Linked DNA regions of Homo sapiens: region 1 is linked to region 2. A link is a loop called in an ENCODE intact Hi-C map of the cell type or tissue named here. Cell type or tissue: gastrocnemius medialis. All regions are shown on one strand. Links, peaks and the distances in the headings refer to the core of each region. The heading gives the core; the rest is flanking DNA.

Evidence for each region. A loop is a pair of places that touch in the nucleus more often than their neighbours do. Peaks named below come from ENCODE experiments on the same cell type or tissue, not always from the same donor. Only the 100,000 strongest peaks of a DNase experiment are listed, where the experiment ranks them.
Region 1: it touches region 2 in a loop (10-fold over the local background); 3 of 110 quality-filtered maps call a loop at or near these places.

The regions. Positions count from the first base shown.
Region 1 is chr3:171,314,821-171,326,294 of GRCh38, reverse strand. The region is part of intron 2 of TNIK (TRAF2 and NCK interacting kinase); the gene reads left to right. Among named protein-coding and RNA genes, the nearest start is that of TNIK, 140 kb to the left of the region's middle. RefSeq lists an enhancer at 331-4,340. In gastrocnemius medialis, for the core only: no CTCF peak of the experiment used is centred there; DNase peaks (open chromatin) are centred at 2,204 and 5,354; H3K4me3 peaks cover 963 bases; H3K27ac peaks cover 5,487 bases.
Region 2 is chr3:171,253,249-171,264,722 of GRCh38, reverse strand. All of the region lies in intron 2 of TNIK (TRAF2 and NCK interacting kinase), which reads left to right. Among named protein-coding and RNA genes, the nearest start is that of MIR569, 150 kb to the right of the region's middle. RefSeq lists enhancers at 7,695-7,744, 8,886-8,935. In gastrocnemius medialis, for the core only: no CTCF peak of the experiment used is centred there; a DNase peak (open chromatin) is centred at 6,132; H3K27ac peaks cover 4,717 bases.

The DNA of each region.
Region 1 (11,474 bases), core at 1,946-9,945, 62 kb before region 2:
ATTATTTTTGTATATACTACATAATAAAGCCAAAGAAATACACTAACAAATTTTAAAAACATTTAAAACCAATGGTTGATTCAATGCCTTTGTAGTTTTCCTCTTGGTTTTACTGATCACTTTTGGTAACTTTCCTCTTTTTCTATTCAAGGTTCTGGGTGGGGTAATTTTTAGGGGCTTGAAATATATAATCTTGATATTGGAAACATTTCCAATTCTCCTCTTCCCTGCCACATAACATGCTGTCTTAGTGAACACTTCTAAACAAATTTGAACCCACGAAGACCCAAGGGCATCATTATGGACCTCAGTTGTTATGAATTCTGGATAGAGCAGATGAGGCTCGAGAAGAGTGGGCACAATTCTGCAAGGGCTCTGGGACTTGTTTTCTGACAAAAGTCCCTGATGTCAGCAAAGTTTGTCTCTTTTTCATTCAAGAGGTAGAAGCAGGTTCCCCCGAGTACTATGTACCTCCTAGCCCTTGTGCAAACATCAATTAATGAATCAAATCCCCAAATAAACCCTTTCCAGAGTGGTCCTCTGGCATATCAGAAAACTGTTATCGGCTCCCCGAAATTCTTGATAGTTTACTGACCTTGGCTGTTTGTACTGGCCACAATTAAAGTTGCCAGATAAAATACAACACCCTCAATGAAATTTAAATTTCAGATAAACAATAACATTTAAGGATAAGTGTGTTCCATAACTAAAAGTATGTAATATTTTATTAAGTTGAATTTAGAATTAAGAATGAACATTTGAATTTCAGATAACAGATAATTATACTCATTATAAGTATGTTCCATATTACATAATAGTTACAGGACATACTAACTTTATCTAAAATTTAATTGTGTTTCCTGAAGTTTTACTTGTTAATTAGTTCTTATTAGCCACAACTCATGTGACTATGGCAAAGGGATATTTGGAGGCTACTCAGATGTCCAGAGCTTCTTAATCCCTAGACGTAGCCACTAGTCAGCAAAGGCATTTTGCCTTTGGTCTCTGTTTATAAAACCATCATTACTTTATAATTGCCACTCCACTTTTGGATGTCCTCTCCTTTCTCCTCTGTTGGTGTTTGTCTTCCTGGTCTCTGTCCTGTTTGCAGAGAGAAAGGCTTTCCTGTTAGAAACAGCACCAGCCAATCTGAGTTCTTCTCTTTTGTTTTATTTATTTATTTATTTATTTATTTTGAGACAGTCTGGCTCTGTTGCCCAGGCTGAAGTGCAGTGGCGCCATCTCAGCTCATTGCAAGCTCCGCCTCCTGGATTCACGCCATTCTCCTGCCTCAGCCTCCCGAGTAGCTGGGACTACAGGCACCCGCCAGCATACCCAGCTAATTGTTTGTATTTTTTTTAGTAGAGACGGGGTTTCACCATGTTAGCCAGGATGGTCTCGATCTCCTGACCTCGTGATCCGCCCGCCTTGGCCTCTCAAAGTGCTGGGATTACAGGCGTGAGCCACCGCGCCCGGCCCTGAGTTCTTCTCTTTAACAAACTGGTCTCTTTCTGACGACTACGTAAATCTTTCCTTTTGGAGCTAGATGATATTTGGATATGTGTGGGTAAAAAACAACAACAATAACAACAAAACTGACATTTTCGAAAGCTTAGCTACCTGCAGTCCTCTTCTATGGTTTTTTGTATTTGGTGAATAATAGAACCTTTTTAGTTCTCAGAGTTCTTTGTGTAGGTAAGGGTGGCCCATCTAATTACCAACAATTAGATGAACAAGAACACCTGACCCTCGCCAGCTCAGGTTCTAATGAGAAACCAGTGCAGATAGTGTCAGATACAACAGGGCTCACTCAGCCATTTGTATGAAAATAACAGAAACCTAGTAGCAGCCATGTAAAGTCATTTTGTTCTTTCTGTCCTAGATTCCAGTTGCTGCTTCTCTCTAGAGACCTTTTATGCTTGTTTAGTTCTCTATGAAGTCAACAGGAACATCGGATACCAAGGAAGCCTGTAAGAGTGAGAGACTCTGACCCAATTTAAATGTCCTCACAGAGTTCAGTTACTCAAAAGAATTCAAGCCTTAAAAGCACAGAGCCTTGAAGTTACTAGAGCTTTACCCAAATGCTCCATAGGTTCCTGGATTGCAGAATATTGCTGAAATCTTGGTTTTGCCCTTCCTCCCTCCTCTCTTTCACATTTTATTTGGGTGACGTTCTGCTTGGGAATGACCAGCTGTCACTGCCAGTAGCTACTGGGATTACATTGCAGCATGGGCAGGGTGTTTTCGTTTTGTTTTTTAAAATGCCAATGGATATTTACTGGAGCTACTGTAGGGATTGGCAGTTTCATTTCTGTTTTCTGTGGAGGGGTTTTGGGTATAATAGTTGGATTAGAAACACTAAGAAAATCAAATTTAAACTCTCAATCTATTGATGGTACCAAGCACTAACCATTTGACATTAACTGGAAGGAGATACCATCTTAATCAGAGGCTAAAATGCTCCCTTTGCTCTAGATCATAGCTTATGAAGAGCAGAGTTTGAAGACAGAGACAGTCAGGTGGTGTCAGTTTCTGTCATTCTCACTTGGATTCCTGTGCAGTATCTTCACACTGTTTATTTTTAAAGAATTTTCAATCTGATGATACTGAAATTACTTCAGATCTTCTCTAATCTCATCCACCCTTCAGACTGTGTTTAGTTCCCCTGATATGTACTTTCATAGGTTCGCGAAATTGTAATGAACATATTGGGGTGGGAGTTCTGGAGGGCAGAGATGATGTCCATTTTCTTGACCCCGAAATTGTCAGTGCCCAACACTGACCTCGGACACAGTAGGTGCTCACCAGATAGATGAATGAATTAGATTCTAGGGCAACGTAATCCATGCGGTGTAATCCACAAATCACTCTTATGGCAATACATTACAAGTAATTTTTAAGCCTGATAGAGTTTTCTGAAGGTCTAGGAGGGGCATACGTAAGTTACCTATGTGTTGGGTTATGTGAAGGGACCATTTTCTACTCCTGCCCCCCAGCATACTTCTGTCATCTTTACCCACTGAGTGTCAACATGGAATATGAAGAAAGACTTTGCAAGTAAGATGTTAGGAAAATAAATTTCATGTGCTAAAACAGATATTGGCAAACATTTTTGATAAGGGCCTAGAGAGTAGATATTTCAATCTTTCTAGAAATACGGTCTTTGTCACAACTAATCAACTACCGCTCTTGTAGCACAAAAGCTGCCACAGACAATACACAAAGGAATGAGAATGGCTGTGTTCCAATTAAACTTCATTTATGGACACCAAAATGTAAATTTCATACAACTTTCCCATATCATGAAATTCTGTTCTTTTAAAACGTTTTCTCCCCAAACACTTACCAGTGTAAAAAAATTCTTAACTCACTGGCTATACAAAAGCAGGTAGTGGATCTGATTTGAACCACTTGGCAGAGTTTCACAACCTTGCACTTAAAAAAAAAAAAAAAAAGAAAAGAAAACAACAATAATAACAACAACAAAAAAAACACTAATAACAAAGCCAAAGCTTTGGTGAGGAAAGGGGGCACTTTCATTTTATCAGCCTTATAGCTTTCCTGAGCACTGAAATGAGGGACATAGAGCCTTTTCTTAGTGGCTTATTTTTACACCATTTTGTGTTTTTCTGTATGTTTGCCTACCTGCATATGTGCGTATATGGTAGAAGTAGACCAAGTTTTCAAGTTACGTGTGACATATTTTCATAGCAATTTGGAATGATCAAAGGAAATTGTAGAAAATACAGTATGGTCCCAGTTATTTTTTTAAAGAAAACACATTATACTACAAAAATGATGTACTTTATATATGCTTGTAAAAGGTTCTGAAAGGTATTTACTAAATGTTAACAGTGGTTACCTGTGAAAATTGGGAGTGTCATTTTTGAAGCAGGGGAGATATTGATCTTTTTCTGACTTATTTGACAATTTTAAATGAGAATGATTCTTGCTCAGATAATTTCACTATTTGTGAAATTAAAATTAATTAGTAATGTATTGAACTAAAAAAAAGATATTTATTGAAAGAAAACACTGAGCCTGCTTCTGTGAATCTACAAAAAATCTGTGATTTTAATGACATTGTAATTTTTTCATATTGACCCTTAGTGAAATACAGCTTTTGGAAAATCCCTTCTCTATGAGAGCATTGCTAAATAAGGAAGTGTTTAGGTTTTGTAGGAGTAAAAATAGCTTCTCCAGGGATGTTGATATTTAAAATAATGCAAATGTACAATAAAATCCCACAATCTAAACTCTGGATTCAGCCCATATACCCAGAGTTTTAGAATACATTTCTGACTAAAACACAAAAGACCTTGAAAGCAGGTGCTGTCTTTGTCCCCTGATACCAATGTGTTTTAATAAGGTTCCACCAGATTTTCAAAGTCTTTGGTTAAATTGGAACTGACATTTATGCTAATTAGCTGGGTTTGGGAGTGAAACAGGTAAAATTGAATTACAATGGGCTCCAAACTATATTTATTTTTAAAATAGTGGCTCTGAGGGATATTTGGTTCTATTTGTCAGTTATTTCATATCTCGCTACTTTCTATCATTCCCTTCCCGCCTGGTGTGTTAATCTGGTAATCTGAAATCTTTTTGTCTGCCTGTAACATAATAGGCTGTTTTCCTGTAGTCCATCTGTCTCCTACACGAGGTGAAAGTACTTTTCAGAAATGGCTTGGGTTGATATTATTAATCTTTATAAGCAGAGAATTCCTTGAATAATTTAACAGCCAAATGGCATGAGGGGGACTTGGTATAAAAATGAATTTTCCTGTCAGCTTTAAAAATTACAGCGTGGCCTGCCTTTTATCTGTGCAACTCAAATATCAAAACAATGGATGTTTATGCTCTTTATACAGTTTTCTGTTTTGCATTACCTAAGACCTAAGACGATGAAGAAACATTTAGACAATTTTGGTTTACTTTTTTTTTTCTGCTAGAAAACCGCAATAAGTTAATTAGCCAAAAGAAAGTCCTTCTTGTTCTCTGAAACAACAGATGCTGCCTTTGACCTTGGAATTTAAGGGAAAATCTATTTTTGATTACATGTCTTGAATTTCTTGGATTTGCCAGTGTTAGGGCAGCAGTTGTGATTGAGTGCTTTTGAAAGTATATGCATGATTTTCAAAGAAATCAGTCTGCACAGCTGTTGCTAAAGAAATCGTTGTTCTCCGTCCTTCCAGTTCATTACTATATAAGGTTTTAAAAATTATTTTTTCCCCCTACTTTTAATTGGAGTTATCCTAGTTACAGATGTCACAGCCTCTGAGCTACTGGTCTTCCACCCGACACCCTGCTTCGTTGCAAAGGCCTAAGGTTGGAGTATGCTGCATTTGATTGGCAGGGTAACATTGTTCCTCTATGCTGGGATGGGGAAATACAGCCAGTCCTGTGTTTAGGCAAGCCAGCAGGAGTGGGACTATTAATAGCCAACTATGTGTTTTCTCTCAGACACAGCCTCTTTACAGTGCTCTTTGCTTGCCTATCTTTTGGAAAGTCATGTGAATGCAGCAAAAGCTTTCTAAGAAATATGAGGGCCAAATGGCATTACTCTGCGTGAAGTATGCCCACATGGGATTATTAGTATTTTGTTAGAAGACCATTTAGCAAGTTTGTTTGTTTCTGAATCAAAATCCATAGATGCTCATTGAACATTTTTTGTTTTTTTCCATAAATCATGTATTTGAGAAAGACATCTTGATGATGGGAAACTCTTACCTTGGAGAAACAAAGAATCAAGTAGTGACTTTATCCTCTAGATAGTACTGAAATCAGAAGTACTTTTTCCCTTTAAGTGTCATAAAACACAATTACATTTCTTTCCACATATTTTCAACCTGAGCAAATTGACAGACCAGGTCAGCTTTTTTCCTGGGTCATTTTCCTGTGTATTTTCTTTTTATCTTCTGGATGTAATCTTTTATTTGTAGACCATTTTAGTGAAGCCCCTAGTAACAATTTATTTAATTTTATTAGTCAATTTATAGGCAGAGGGCAAGACACATTAGAATATCATCATGGGTACTAAATTAGAAAATTTAAATCAAAATGTCTATGTTCTTTGAGCTATGCCTGCTAATTAAAGAAGAGGTAAACTGCTGAAATATAATAGGCCAACGTGGAAGGGTCCAGAAGAACCATGGAGGACCCCCTTTCCTCTGGCTTGATCAATTATAAGAGAGCAAATGGAAGAGGCTATACAACTTTCTCCAGAAATGGGTTATTTTGCAGGCATGAGCAGTCAGGTGCATATTGAATAGCCACAGATTAAACTCTCCTCTCCTACGCTTTCGGGGTCATCCTTCAAGATGCTTTTAGCTAACCTCCAAGATTGGGTGAGGGCTGATGCTCTAAATTTCAGTGTTTAGAGACTGACCCTTCCTGTAAGGAGGTACTTAAGACATCCTGTCTTCTCAGATGAATGCTTCTGGAAGGCAACATTGGAATATCTATTAGAATGATTTGATATACAACAAGGTTATGACCTTTTGGAGAATACCTCAGTCTCTTCAGGGCATTTTCCTTCTTAATTTCTGGTACCTTAAAAAGGTCTCGTTCCTTTTGGTTGAATGCCTTGAGAAACGTAAGGCTATAAAGGAATTTTAACAAACTTGATTCTCTAATCAACTGCTCATAAATCCATTTTATTGCTTCAATTATGCAAAATAAATGTTTAAAATTTGTCTGTCGGGTCAGCCAGTTACCCGGTCAACTAACCTCCTAGCCAACCTGCTAACCTCAATGAATATGTTGCTCTGAAACTCTTTTTTTTTCCCCCAAATCTTCCCAAAGCTATTAAAAAATACCAAGGAAGGATGGTTAAGGCATGTTTTATTAGCCGTAGTAGTTAAACTTGTTAATTTATCAGTAAGGGGAAAAACACTCTTTGTAATTTTAACTTGTCTTCATGCTAAATTCCTTCCAGACTGTGGTTAGAACTTAACTGCAGAATTTTTGCCCAACAATATAAACATTTTCTATAAAACTATGGAAAGTTGCCCATTCTGGAAAAAATCTAAAGTACAAAGGATAAAGCGTTTCTCAAGATAGAATTTCATTTCTGGTGTTTTTGCATGTAATTTTAAATTTTATTTTATATTTTATTTTGAGACAGAGTCTTCCTCTGTCACCCAGGCTAGAGTACAGTAGCAGGATCAAAGCTCACGGCAGCTTCGAAATCCCGGGCTCCAGAAATCTTCCCATTTTAGCGTCCCAAGTAAATAGGACTATAGGTGCAATCATCTTTCCCAGCTACATTTTTTTTATTTATGTATTTTAAGTTTTATGTAGACAGGGTCTTGCTATTTTGACCAGGCTGGTTTTGAACTCCTGGCCTCAAGTGATCCTCCCACCTTAGCCTCTCAAAGCACTGGGATTACAGGTATGAGCCACCATGCTGGCCGGCATGTAATTTTTAATACTAAGTCTAGGATAAATTTTCTTTTGCACTCATTGGGATATGTGTTGATACATTGTTAATCTTTGGAATCCCACTGGAATGAAATGTGTTTCATTAGTGCTTAAACTAAGATGTGTTAATTTGAGAGTTTATAAAAGGAGGTTTAAGCCTAGTGCATTTTCAAAGTTGCTTTTTTTCAATTAAAAAAATTTTGATATCTTGGCAAAAGGATAAAATCGATAGACCATGTAAAGAACTGCATTCAGTTTTAAAATAATTAGGTTTTGAAGATTTATTCTACTGTCTTTTATGAGTAAGAACATGTCTAGGGGTTTTAGGAGGATAGGTTTAAACAGGTTTACAATATTTCCTTATAAGAGCTAGATTATGTATACAATAAGAATTAACTTAAGAAATTTTGCTTTGAATTTCTCCAAGATTTTCTAGGGCCAACCAAGCTTATTCTCTTTAAACAGAAATTTAAGACCATTAGTAAATAAAAACCTTAATATGTTTTGGAAAATGATTACTTGGACTCAGTATTTTTTTGTGGTGTATATGCTTTGGCTTGTGTTTAAATTATGTTACGCCTGTGTTTTGATCAGGCATTAAATAATTGAAACACTCATGTTAAATAATTATGCAACTGTCTGATTTAGAAGGCTGGAAAGCAGCAGCAAACCTGTTTCCAGAGACATTTCAATCTATAGGCCAGGTTCAGGCTAAACTATATAGTATGACTCTCCTTCTTTCTACACTGAGGTATAGAAGCAGCATAGGGTTGGGGTGGAGACAGACCTAGTACAAATCTAAGCCTCTTGTTTATGAGCTATTTAACTTCATGTAAGTTATTTGAGCCCCCTGAGCTTTAAGAATTAGATGCTTTCTAAATGTCAAGCACTATAGTAGTAATAAGCACACACGTTTCCTTTCCTTAGGATGGTTACTGTCCCATGGGAAAGGTAGACACATGGGCACAATTTCAATATATTCTCAAGTTCCAAGAAGCATACTCAAAGTGCCATGGAATAGGAACACGCTGCCTAGCAGCTCACTCCTTTTGGGCACACATTTGTCTGATACAACTACGTGCTAGGACCTGGATACCAATGTGAACAGAAAAACACAATCCTAACCCCTCTATTGTCTTATAACCTAAATAACAAAGTGATGACTGTAAACTAGAAAGTCTGGGGCCTAACTTATAGGGTTCGTAAGGGTGAAAAGAGCTTTCTTTCCCTTTCTTGTCATCTTCATTCTGTTCACTCACGCTCTGTCCAGATTCCCAGTCTCCCATTTGCCTAAGCGGGCAAAGAGGTAGTTGTTTCTCTTGGTTAACAGTTCTATATAATGAATCCCTTTACAGATGAGTGACTGAATACTTCTTCCTAAGAATAGTTGCATTATTACCGAAGACTTTTGGTGGCACCAAGACCATAGTACATGTCTCTCCATTTGGCAGCATTTCAGCCATTGAGCAGTCCTCCATGGATAGCTGGAGTGTCTCTCCCACATCCCACTATCATGGTGCTTGGCTGCTATCCAGATGCCTGTGATGAGTGATGGAGTCCCTGGTGCTTCCTGGAGAGAACAACAAATGGTAGTCTTGCACCACCTTGATTGTTAATATACTTGGTCTGTGGACTTCCCATGCTCAAACCTAAACCAAAGAACCTGGCCTGACCCGGAACAACTGCTTTGTTACAGGTGAAAGTCCTTGTTATTACTTTGGTAGTTAATCATCTTCCCCTGGGCCTTAAACTCCAGGTCATTCTCTGGAGAAGAAATTTAGGACCTGTGATATTATCCTATTTAAGTACTTTTCAGATACGATCTTTTAATTATAAAAGATATATAATTATATATTTTATATGATATATATCATATAATTATATATTTTATATGATATATATCATATAATTATATATTTTATATGATATATATCATATAATTATATATTTTATATGATATATATCATATAATTGTGTAATTATAAAATGTAATCGCTTGTATATAGTTCTTAGTTCCTTAGGCAAATCAAGTAAATAGTAGTTGCATGGGTAAATATAAAATACGCAAATACTCCTTATAGTAATATAAGAACTATCATTCAGGCAGGAGGACACAAAAGATCAATGTATGAACCATTCCTATATATTTTTTCCTTTTGAAGCACAGGTAGGAGCAAATCATTTCCCTTCTCCACAAAGCTCAGTGGCTTCTTACTGCACTCAGAATAGCCTAGTTTATAGGCCTCTGTGAGCTGCCTTTCTTCCCCTTTTCATCCAAAGTGTTTTTAAATCCCTTTAGATACTCTTTGCTCCAGCTTGCCTGGGCTATTAACTGTTCTCCCGAAGACCATACTTTATGTCTGCAGGCCTTTGCTCATACTGTTTGGTCAGCAGGGAATAAATTTTACTCCTTATTCATTTATAAAATCCTACCGATCCTCCAAGGCTGAGCTCAAATGCCTCCTCTTTCATGAAACCTTCTATATCCCTACTAATCAGAATCAATTATTTCTTTCTCTCTATTCCTCCTTGTTGGCCTATTGTGTGTACCTTTATTGCCTGTATAGGCTTTTCTCATTTCTGCTTGTATCTAGGTAATTCACTCATCTATCCATACATTCATTCAACGATTATTTCTTGAAAGCTTTATCTTGTACTGTGCAAGAAGATGGGAATGTAATGGGAAGCAGAAAATGGATGCTGCCTGTGCTCTGGGAGCTTACAGTCTTCTGGCAGAGATGGGTGATAAGGTGATAAGCACCAAACCCACAAAGCTAAAACTGCAGCTATGGGAAGAGCGGGGAAGACAGATTTATGGGTCTCTGTCTCTAGGCTGTAAACTCCTTGACGCCAGTGAGAGCCTCTTTCTTGGTTAAGAAGGCAGTAGTATAAAACAACTGTGAAATGCCCTGTGTCATGAGTTTGTATCTCCCCGAATATATGAGGAAGTCCTAATACCCAGTACCTGTGAATATGACTTTATTTGGAAATAGGGTCTCTGCAGATGTAATGAAGTTAAGATGGGATCATACTTGATTAGAGTAGGTCCTAATCCAGTTTGACTGGTGTTCAATAAGAAGAGGAGAAAAGACAGACACAGACACAGTGGGGAATGCCACGTGAAGATGGGAGCAGAGATGGGAGGGATGAGTTTGTAAGCCAGGGAATGTCAAGAAATGTTGGTAACCACAAGAAGTTAGGAAGGAGGCATGGAACTGTTTCTTCTTCAGAACTTCCAGAAAGAACCAACTCCCAATGACACCTTGACACCTGGATTTCAGACTCCTCACTTCCAGAACTGTGAGAGAATGCATTTCTGTTATTTTAGGCCGCCCAGTTTGTGGTAGTTTATTATGGCAGCTCCGGGCAACTAATACACCCTTCTGGAGAGAAGTTCATGAGAACTAATTTAATGCACAACACCATGGTGCACTAATGTGTGGGTCAATGATTGAATTTGGATGAAAGAATGAATAGAGTATTGTGTTTGCTCTCTTCAGTGGTAAGAGATCAGGGTGAGTTCAGGATATTTGTTCCATTTCAGTTGTCTATTAACAGGAAAAAATGTGGATTCACAGTTCACGTCATCATCAGTTGAGAAGGCTGGCTGAATAATGGCCCGTGTGGTTGTCTTTAGAAATAAAGCTGTGTTTTTGTCACTGTGGCCAAGGGGGATATAAATAAGCTAGTCACTAAATGTTAAAATGGTGGCAACTCTTCCCTTTCTGCTTTCAAAGCAGAATCTTAGTCCTCACATCTCCTACCCCTGCTTCCTCAGGCAATTCGTGTTTTTCCCTCTGGTTGAAAGGCTCACTTCAGGATAAAGCAGGAGGGGGGGTTTGTGGTTGTTGTTACTAATGACTTTTAGATCTTGTGTTGCATTTTATATTTTCAGAACATTTTACAGTTGTTGATTGAGTTCCCTAGCACTCAGGAATTTGTGATATTAAAATGCTTTTTGTTTGCAAAGGACAAAGATGTTCAGTGATACTTGAAAGCTACACTAATCAGATATTCATGAGTATGGGGTGCGGCCTGACCTCCCTTCTGCCTCC
Region 2 (11,474 bases), core at 2,130-10,129:
GCTGTGCACATTCATTGATTCCACAGCAGAAGCAAGCTTATAGAATTTCTAATTTGAGAGCTTCTGGAGAGTGTGAGGGAACCCGGGATGGGGGCCTTAGAAAGCACCTGCAGACAAATTTCCTTCTGTTTCACACTGCTCCCAAGTACTGACCAGCCTGACCAACATGGAGAAACCCCATCTCTACTAAAAATACAAAATTAGTCGGGTGTGGTAGCGCATGCCTGTAATCCTAGCTACTCGGGGGGCTGAGGCAGGAGAATCACTTGATCCCCAGGAGGCGAAGGTTGAGGTGAGCCGAGATAGCACCATTGCACTCCAGCCTGTGCAACAAGACCAAAACTCCGTCTGAAAATAAAATATATATATATGTGTGTGTGTGTGTGTATTATACGTGTATACAATTTGGTACGCAATGTCTATATGCAATGATGTATAAAACATACAATTCTTTTCCTAGAGGAGTGAATAGTGAATAGTAAGTTCAGTGAGGGTCATAGAAAAGTGAAAATATATTACAGTATTTCTGACAAGAGCCATTATTAGAGGAAAGCCCAAAGGAGTATGGGAGGCCAGCCAGGTAAGGGGTGTATATATATATATATATATATGTGTGTGTGTGTGTGTGTGTGTGTGTGTGTGTGTGTGTGTGTGTATGTATATATATACACACACACATATATATACACACACACACACATACATATATAAAATAAAATCTCACAAACTCCGTAGCATGCCTCAGGTGACCTGGTCCCAGCTTTTACCTCTCTAGCTTTACAGCTCCCTGCCTCACACCCAGTACTCCAGCCTTATTAAAACATTTGTGTTCCTGCCAGTGTGCCAGGCCTCTGCCCGCCCTGCCCTCCATAACCTCCTCCAAGTCTCAGTTTAAGGGTTGCTTCCATAGGAAGCCTTTCCTACACCACTTGCTCCATCCTAGGGTAAGCACCCCTTACCTGGCTGGCCTCCCATACTCCTTTGGGCTTTCTTCTAATAATGGCTCTTGTCAGAAATACTGTAATATATTTTTACTTTTCTATGACCTTCACTGAACTTACTATTCACTCCTTTAGGAAAGAATTTTTCCTAAAGGAAAAATTCCTAAAGGAAAAGTATGTTTTATACATCATTGCATATAGACATTGCCTACCAAATTGTAGGTGTTCCATAAAAATGTGTCAAATGGATAAATGAATAAATGGAGATTTTTTAAAAGGCAACATCATTGAAATTTGAAAACCCCCTCCTTTTTTTCTCTCAAAATTGTTCCTCTCTGTTGACAGAGTTGCAGTCTGGTACAGTCAGTGTAAACGTCTTATTTCTCCTAATGCCCTTCCTTAACCTGCTCTGATTCTTGATTTATTCCAAAAGTTAAATTTGAAAGCCTTTGGGCATGCAAATCCCAATTCATATCCTCCTATGAACAAAACTCCCTATGAGTCTCTGGTCACCTGGCAGAGTTTTTTTTACAAGTAGCATCACATATGTCAACACTGGCTCTACTAACTAAAATAGCACTAAAAGGTGCCTTGGTGAGAATCCCATACTTTTTGAGCTGGAATAGACCTTCAAGTTTATCCCAACTTGCTTGTTTTTAAGGCTGGGAATAGCCTGGTGAATTTTCAAGATGACAGCAGTTTTCAGTTGGAAGGCTTTTAGCTTCTCTTTAGGCTAGCTTACCTGGACAGTCAATATGGCTTTATAAGTTCTATGTGTCAGATACAGGCATGATAATGTCCAGCACTATGAAAAGGGCTGTCTCTTTCTATGAGTGTTTCATCAGAAGGGAAAATTTTCCAGACACCTCCAATGGATTTTTGCCTCCTACTTCATTGACCCATACAGGTCACAACCACCCCTTAAACCAGTCACTTGCAAGAGGGCTGGGATTATCAGGATAGACCAGGATTTAAACAAAAACCAGAAATAGTGTGGTTTTATTGAGGCATGGATATTAGAACAAAATTGAGGTTCCCTCATCAAGGAAGAAGGGAAGAATTTTTTCTGGTAGGCAACTGACTGCTTAGTAAAAAACGAACTGGCATTTTTTTGCAGTTCTTCATAAGTATATTAATACAACTGCTTTCCACAGTGCTTTAACCACAGAGCTTTGCAAATGCCACTCCTCTTGAGAAGCCAGGAAAAACTACTCCAAGATTAGGAATGGGCAGCTTTATTTCTCACTTGTTGCTTCTGTTCTGAATGCCTGAAAGAAGTTGCTTCCAGACATTGATCTTTTATCTTTCAGAGTATTTTAAGGAGCTGTGTAGAATTTTTGTTTGATTTATGGACTCTGGGGGACAAGACAAATTGAGATGTGAAACACCAGCTTTTGTTCTTTCTGTCAATCTAATCACTTTCAGATGAAAGTGATGAAGAATGACATTCAGGCTGATATCACAGAGGAGGTGGAGTGGGGTGGGGTGGGGTGTGATGTGATGGGAGGGGTACATGAGGACAGGCAAACACTAAATCTGGTTGTTTTATTAAAAAGGTCAGTGAAATCAAACTGAGCAGACAGTTTTTCTAAACAAAACGAAGGGAAGGTAAGCCTCTAGGTCTAGGTCAGTCTGCCCTCACTCTAGCATGGTTCATCAGCACAGTTGTGAAAACTCCCTTGGAGAGGTGAGCAGAGTGAGGCCACTGTCACTATCTTGCTCCCAGTGACCCCCAGAGTGGCTAACCACTGACCCCGCTGCTGGGTTAGGATTGAAAAGGTTATAAATAATAGTATTCATATTTGATCCTAGTTGTTCATAAAACCTGGCGTCTTGTTATCCAGGAAACAGCTCAAATGTCACCTCTTCACAGAGGATTTTTCTACCCAAACCAAAGTTTTGTGTCTCCTCCCGGCAAACCATCCAGCCCTTGTGTTTTCTCTCCTGTTTGATTCTCTGAATAACACACATCATTATCTGAAATGGTCTGCATTTGTTTATTTATTTGTTCAAACTTCATTAGAAGAGGGTGCCTCGCCCATTGCTGTAGCCACACCACCTGAAGCAATGACCCATAGGATTGGGTGCTCAGTTGTTGAATGAATGAGTCATATTTATACAAGGAAGTCATACTCTGTACAGGAAGACAGGAAATTAAAATAGATTTCTTTACACTCGGAATTATGACATGGCTGTTTGCCTTGATTTTATCAAAAATGATATTCATTTATCCATCCATCCATCATCCATCCATCCAACCAACAAACATTTCTTGATTACTTACCAGGAATTATCATTCCTGCTGGGGTTCTTGTTTGAAAGTAGATTGACATTTAGTAGGGAAGACAGGCATGCAAATAAGTAAGTGGGAAGTTGTGACTAAAATTATGTATAAGGAGAAGAGGAAGCAATCGATTTTGCTTGGGGAGAAATATCAAGAAGACTTGAACACAGAAAGTAATGCTTGGGCTGGATCATAAAATATGTATGTCTGTTTACTAAGCAAAAAAAGGGAAGGCAATCAGCATGAGCAAAGGTGTAAAGATGTGGCATAGTATAGAAGGGTGGGAGAAATGCTATAGCCACAAAGGGCAAGAGAGTAGCCTTGTATGGGTGAAGGTGGGAGGAGAGGCATGGCACCAAAGCTGAGGCTGGAGACCAGGCAGAGGACCTCAATCCTTCCACACAGTAGGCTTTTGATAGAGGAAGAAAGGAGAGCCGACAAAATCTCTTTGAAATGTGACTCATAAGCTTTTAAGTAATCTGTTGCTAGTGGTGATAGGTTTTTATTAAAATACCTAATGTAAGATAAACCTTTATATAAGAGAAACTTTAGGAAAATATTTGAAAATAAAATTTGCAATATTTCGGTAATAACCCTCGTTATCTTGTGAGAAGTTACTTAGGAATAGCTTTAAACAACTAGCTTTGGAAAAACATCCTATTTGACCCCAAGGAATTTTGTAAAGCATTTTAGCCATTAAAGGAAAGGAAGGTTCTATTGAGTTTTTAAAATGGGCTGTGTGAGCCCATTTGTTTAAACTAAACACTGAAGTGTCTTAGGTTTTAATGAGCCTAACTGAAAATTTAGCTAAAAACAACTCATTGGAAACCAGATGGTGCAGCCACCATTGTGAGCTGAGCTCAAACCCCTTGTTTTCTCAAGAGCATGTCAATTTAGCTCCACAGAACTCATAGTACAAAGATGCTATTAATTATGGGAGCCTCTGTACCCTAGTCACTCTCTCCATCCACCCCGGCCAAATCAACACATCCTTCCCCTCTTGGAAATTAATGCTTTCATTAAAATGTGTGTGTCTCTTGGGGAGGAGGTGGGGATGGGAAGGGATGCCATTTCCCCAGGTTTTCATCTGTTAGGGAAAAAAGTTATTCAGTGACACTGGGAAAAGCACAGTAAGGCAGACTTTATTCAAGGTCATTGGGAGAGGCACAGGAACCATTGCAATAGCATCTTGCAGCGGGAGAGAAATAATGGCCTCAATTTTGAATACAGCTTGAGCAAGTGGGAATTTATAGCCTAGGTGCTGTGTGGGGGTTAGCAGGTGGAAACCTACTAAGAGGAAACTTCAGGATTAAGGGGGATTCTGGCTAAGCAACCTAACAGGACTCTTGCTGAAAACAAGCCCGGGTGATCAGACATCACCTGGGGCATGGTGGAGGATGAGGAACATAATCAGATAACAGGGATTATCAGCTATTGAGGATAGGTGGTTCTAGCTAAACTGACTTAGCAGGGTTCTTTTGCTAAAACTGGATTTTACAAGGAAGTGCATAGATGGGCCTAGGAGGAGATTCAGAAGGCTAACTAAAGGTTGGACAAGCAAAGGATTGTCACATCCTCTTATATGGCACGCAACAGCCAAGCTCTGCACTACAGATTAATACCTTGAGGGCTTTAGTAAATGAGGGCAAGAAGAGGGATGTAATGGATCTCTTGAAGAGCACTGGGTGAGGGACAGACAAGGACAATGAAACAGACAATGACAGAGTTCAGAATTATGATTCCATGATATTATAAAGGGTGCCTGGCTTATTAAGAGGTTGTGCTTTTCAGTTGTGGATACCACTTTCCAGTTTTTTGCCTTAATTTCTATTAATTCTTTACCGTTGGCCATGAGATTAGCCAGGCAATTTGTTTTCTCCTCCCTCTTTTTGTATAGTAATCTATTGGGTTATTTCTTTCCATTTGTGAGTGTTAAGGTCTTTCCAACGTGAGGGTGAAGCAAAATGTAAGGCACTGGAATCCTTTCCACCTTCTTTGTTCAAGGGCTTAGTGTTAGAGGCTCCTCATATCTTCAGTGGTCCTGACTGGACTCCTGTGAGGGGTCAGCTTCTAGGCCACCAGGCAGAGTGTTCAGGAATAGTTATCAATTGCCAATAGACAACTGCTGACTCTTACTTAACCCTAAAACCTGAGTCTTATCCCATCAGCCGTGGGTGCGTTCCTAATGGCGACTCTTGAAAGATTCATGTGGCTGCCTTCTGGTTAAAGGTTATGTTTAAATATTAGGTCTGTCCTTCCAACTTTTTGTCAACACTCTGCCTGAATGTAAAGTCCAGGTTTGAGATTTATTCCCCCAACATTTATAAAGTACACACTATGTGCCATATACACACACACATACACTCTCTCTCTCTCGTGTGCATGCTCTCTCTCTCTCTTATATAAAACACACTGTCCTTGACTTTGTGGGATGTAAGCTGTGCACAGGAAAATCACAAAATGTAGATTATTACAGCACACTACAAGGTTGATAGACCCATGAATATTTGTAAGGAGAAGTCAAATTTCAGTGGCGTGTTTGCGTGTGTGTGCGCGCACATGTGTCTGATTATTTTATGTGTGTACATGAGAGAGACTGAACTTCTGAGCAGTCCAAGGAGTAAATTAATTAAATTGGTTACTGGGATTATAATGAGATTATCATCATTGAATTGTCTTAGCTGATACTTCACCAATAGGATAAACCCCACTTCCAGAGTTTCTTAGAGGGTCAAGTGAACAGGAAGAAAAATTATGGGAACCAGGTGGAGTGGGCAGAAGGAGGGCAGGTCCTGGCATGGTGTCCCTGGAAGAAATGGAGCGAAGTCCTAAATTGGGCCTGACTTGGAAGAGCTTCCTTTTTATCTATTTTAAGTTGAAACTTGGCTGACCCTGACCAAGAGGAGTCTGGACTTGGCTTTTCTTTACTGGTCTCGTGGGTTCCTTATGTAGTTGCTACAGGCAGTTGTGAGGAGAGCCTGTTGGCATTCCTTTCTTTGATTGACATGGGGCATTGGAAAAAGGTGAGGGGAATTAGAAAACAGCTAGAAGAAGAAACAAATGAGTCATCCTCCCATCTCCTAGGCCTTTATTACTTGCATTTTCTCTCTGAAAGTTGATTCAGGTCAGTAGGGAAATCATTAGTGAGATAGTGTAGCTCTTTAAAGATTTCTTACTTATTGATGCTGAAGGCCCTTTGTGATGTGCATTTTCTTTGTTCTATTCCTCCACAGTGGTAGGAGTTCTAGATAAAATATTAATCATAAAGGTTTTTAAAAATCATTTCCAATTGCACAGAGATATTAGGAGTTATGGCCACAAAGCCTTGGTACAGCTATATTTTACTGCCCACGTGTCTTCCCAGAGATGACACATACGCTTTTCATTTTGCTGTCATTATTCTTCATGAGATCGCAGGGCATCCATCATCACTGTGGTGGAAAAATGAAGATGAGGGACAAAAGCACCAGTCTCTAAGCACAAGATGATGTGTTTGTCTGTAGTGGCTAGGGACAATCTCCAAATGCAGGAACCATAAAAGGCTCTGTGACTTGTACCTCAGGAATGAGATTCATCAGCAATGAAATCAGAATCTCAACAGCAGTTTGATATTGAGGGATTTTGAGAAGCTGTGTCTCTGTCCGCATGTGTGGAATTCCATCCCCACGGGCAGTGTAATGCCATCAGAATCTGAGCTGGGATGAAAAAGTAGCCTGCTCTCCAGAAAGTCACATCAAGTGTGGCTTAGTTTATGGCAAAGATGAATGGGGTGTTGATGTCCCAAGAGAAGGGGATCTTGGCGGACAGTGCTTTTGGCTCTTTGTTGCTGGTGGGAACCCCAGCTAGGCTTTGAAAGTGGCATGGGTTCTCAAGTACCTGACATGTTCTTCATGCTTTTATTGACGTTAGAATGTTGTTTTCCATTCTGAGAAGCCAGATCACAAGGACAGAGTGCTGTGATGAGCATAAATACTATCAAACAAGGTCTACAGCAACAGCAATAGTTATTATGTCATGAACATCTGCTTTGTATTTCACAAAGACTCTGTCCCAGTTCCTATCTGAGATGGGGAGATGTTATTCTCAGATGAGGTGACTGAAGCTGAGAGTGGTTAAAGTGTCAGGGTCACATGTCTGGTAGGGTTAGAGCTGAAATTTGGACTCCTGTAATGCTAAGTAAATTTGCATGCTGCCATGATGGCCAGTTACATGGAATCATTTAAACCTCTTTTTACATTAAGCCTGTGGAAAATGAATTCCCAGTTCTAGAGTACCGCCTGCCCTGGTTCTACAGCATGGTTCCTTGCTTCTTCTAAGTCTCTAGGACCTTGGCAGAGTAGCATACAGTGGTGAGCAGTCTTCTTTTGAGATGAAATGGGCCCAGGGCTGCCTCCTTCATGACTTCATTGTTCCTCTCTCGGCCTGTTTCTGTGCAGCCGCTTGTCATGTCAGTTCCACTTTAAAACCAGAGTAAACAGTTCTTAATAGGTGCTTTTTAAGTTTAAAGAAAGATGGAAAGGATGTTCAGACCTAGGGAAGTAGACCTGTCTCTCAGCAGGTGAGTTATTCTGCTCCTGATGTTTTTATACCAAACTGAAAATATACAGTCACACACTCACCCCTGGGGAAGTGCAGAGGACTCTCTTCATGGGGGGCCAGTGTTACTCTTCTGTCCTGAGTGAGCATTCAGTTTATTTTGATCCCTGGCCTCAAACTCAAATACCCTACTGCAGTCAAAAAGAAACTCCCAAGTCAGAATGGGGATGGTCAGAATTCATCCATTCCTGCCAGTGGTAATAAATGGCTTCTCTTTTGGGTCAGTAGGAAGTAAATTGGATGACTCCTCAGCTAGTCACCCTTTGTAAAGTTCTTTCTGACCTTGAAGCTTAGAGGAAATTGGCTGGAGGGCAAAACAGTATTTCCTAAAGTGTTTATGAAGTAGCTCCCCATGATTCTTCATGGCCAGCACTCTGTCCTTTGTATCTGTGGCTTTGTTTTTTAGTGTTCATGAAGTATTGGAGAAAAGAGTTCCCCAGGCATCTCGTTTGGTTAAGAAGATTGCATCTCCCCATTGGGACATCCTGGCTATTTCCCAGCAAAATGCTCTGCCTCCCTCGACTGTACCACATAAGCTAATTAACCTCTTTATCGATTCTCTTTCTCCTTATTTTAATTTCAGCTGGTATTTCTCTAGGCCCTGGGCCTTGGGAATTGTAGACTCATTTGTTGAACTTCTGGCAGTGTGAAAATTTCTAATAGTTTGCTTTCTGTTCCCATGCATAGTGAAGTAGGCATCAAAGAAAATAATTGATGAAAAAAAACAAGGCTTGGAAAAACCCCGAAACAACAGCCATGCTCAAAAGAGGGAAGAGGACCATTGGGTACTTATTTTTTTTTTCCTTGTTGGGAGCTGTTTTCCTTCTTTTCCCTCTGTGTGGCAAAGTAGTAAATGGTCGTCTTATTAGCTGCTCAGAATACTTTATTCTATAATTCTATATGTTTCTGTGGTTCTATACAACTGCCTTCCTTTGAGTTCCTCCTGGAGAACTAGACCCCTTCCCCCATCACCACTAAGCCATACCCACAATCAATATAAATCCAAGGAGATGGGATGAATTTCAAAACCATAGAGGGCCTAGAAAGTAGAGAAACTGTTGTGGCATTTACGGCTCTTCAATGTCCTTCCAAACAGAAGAATGTTTCTGAAACACTGAGCAGCAGCCACACCTGGGGTCTCTAAAGGCACTCCAGGATATGAACCATGACACCTGATAATGTGCAACAAAATGAGCTTTGTTCTTTTGGGCCTGTGGCACAAAACATTCCTTTGCCCGTGTTCAGGCACCTCAGCTTGAATTCATTTTGTTTACTGACTAATCAGACAACTTTGTATTTATTCTCTGCTGCTTTTGAAGAGGTGGTATAGTGGATAAGTACTTAGGCTACCTTTTTTGGAAATTTGCCTCTGCAAGATGCTTTAAAATCTGTTGATGAGCAGGTGATGTCTAGGTAGTGAATAGAAAAATCGCTTTAGCTTATATCCGGAGTTTGCAAAACAGGAAACTTTCAAAATGATTTGTAGTTTGATTCTGAAACCATCTTAGCTCTAGCTAAGATGGTTGTAACCAGACAGCATTTGTCACCCAGGGAGCTTTAGAAAAATCTACTGTTTCCTCATGGGGAGTAGAGGGATAGATTTTCAAGAATCTTTTTGGTTCATTTGAATGTGGGATTTTCCATAACCTAAAGTAATGATTAATAGTTTCTCTGCTCATATCAGGTTTTGTTGGCCAGATGTTTCTTTCAAGAACTTCAATCCTTTATTGTCTAAATTGAATCAGCATCAGATAAAACATATTGCAACCTCAAAGTCCATTGCAATCCAGCAAAATAAGATGTGGTTATGAACCAAAATTAGAGGAAGAGGCTAGGATGGCACTGAAAATTCTAAGTGATTTTCAGATATGTTAAAAATGGCTTTCTCAAAATTTTGAATCTTTGGAAAAGCCATATGATTAATCTACATGCTAAATCCCTTTTTATTTTACTTCTCAGAACACAATTCCCAAAGCCATTACCATACTCCAAATTATAACGTTTATCTTGCTTATTCAAAAACTGTGAAAAATCAGATCATATTTTCTGAAAATAGCTTTTCTGTACTTATATTTTGCATATCACTTCTGATTATGAAATTGAATTAAAGGAACGAGTCGCTATTGTGTTATCTGCCCACAGATTATTGCAAAATGATAGATAAATGCTGTACTACTAGGATTTCCATTTAGCCCTTATATGTTAGCTGTAAAGGGAGGGATAGACACATGTATCTGTATTAGTAGTTGGGAGTCTTCATCCAGTAATGGAAATTGGATCAGTAATGATCATTGTTTTCTGCCCCAAAGAGAGGCTTATAGGATTATTAATATGAATACTACAAAACATCTGGGTGATGCTTGTATCTAACAGTTTATCTTGGTGATGTATATCCAGAAACTGAATTTACAGTTGCAGGCAGGAAATCTGGGTTTATATTTGAGACTCTGCTTTATATGGGGAAGGGTGAGCAAATATTAAAACTCTAAAAACTGCATTCTCCACTGCTCTAGGTAAAGCCTAAAATTCTGTAAATTAGTTGATCATTCCTTCATCTTGTAGCAGCCTGATAGAGGAAGAGTGTGGTGTGGTCTTTGGGGTCCGAAGAATTTGGAGAATGGTCCTTAAGAAAATCAAATTATCTTTTTAAGACTATTTGGGGTTTTATTCTGTAAAATGTCTTTAGTAATAGACACGCTACATTAAGATCAATATAAATGAGGTATGGAAGGTCTTTGTTCTGTTGTTCCACAAGTACTGGAAGTTACTATTTTCTTGCTAAAATAAACATTCTTAAGAAAAAAGGAAATTTAATATTAATCATTTGCACTTTGGGATGAATTAAGAATTTAAGAGCAGATATTAAAAACACTAAATGTAAAGAGGGCTTTAAATGGCTGGTTGTCTGAGTCATGTCCAGAAAAATGGATCCTGAAAGACACACTTCATAATTTTGCTAGTTGTGTGTTTTTATTTAAACTCTTGAAGGACAGCTAGTTACATTCTTTGTTTTATTGATTTCTCTGGAAGTTTTAATATGTAGAATAAAGACATTTCCTGCTGTTTTCCAACCTTCAAGAATGAATTTTTAACTTAATTTTGTGAGTTTTGCTCTTTAAGGGAAAGAGTGGCTAGATTTGTTTGATCAGAGTTTCCCTTGGGGAGGGTAGAGAAACGGTGATCTGTTCAGAGAGGATTCGGGAGAAGGTAATATGTTTGTTACTTCAATTTATTGTAGGGTCTTGATGGTCCATGCAGCCTAAACTTCCTAGCCGTGACATTTGAGATAACTGGGGGTGGGGTGGGGGGGGGACCTGTCTTCTGATTTCTTTTCTTTTTTTTTTCAGGCAGATCTATGAGAAAGGAGGTGAATTCAGCAATTTGGTCACAAGCTTAAAGGGAGGGTTGGGAGGCAGAGGAGCAAGTTGAGACCTCATCACAGGTTTTGCTTTTAGCTGGATTTATCAGACAACCATATGTGAGAGTGAAAGAATTAAGCCAGAGTGAGGGGTGCCTGAAATCAGAGACCTTTCGCACCTCACTGAGGCTGCAAGAGGGACAGCTTTGAAGTCATGGTTTAATATTCCCAGATACTTTAGTTATTTCTTTTTTTTTTTTTTGAGACAGTCTTGCTTTGTTGCCCAGGCTGGAGT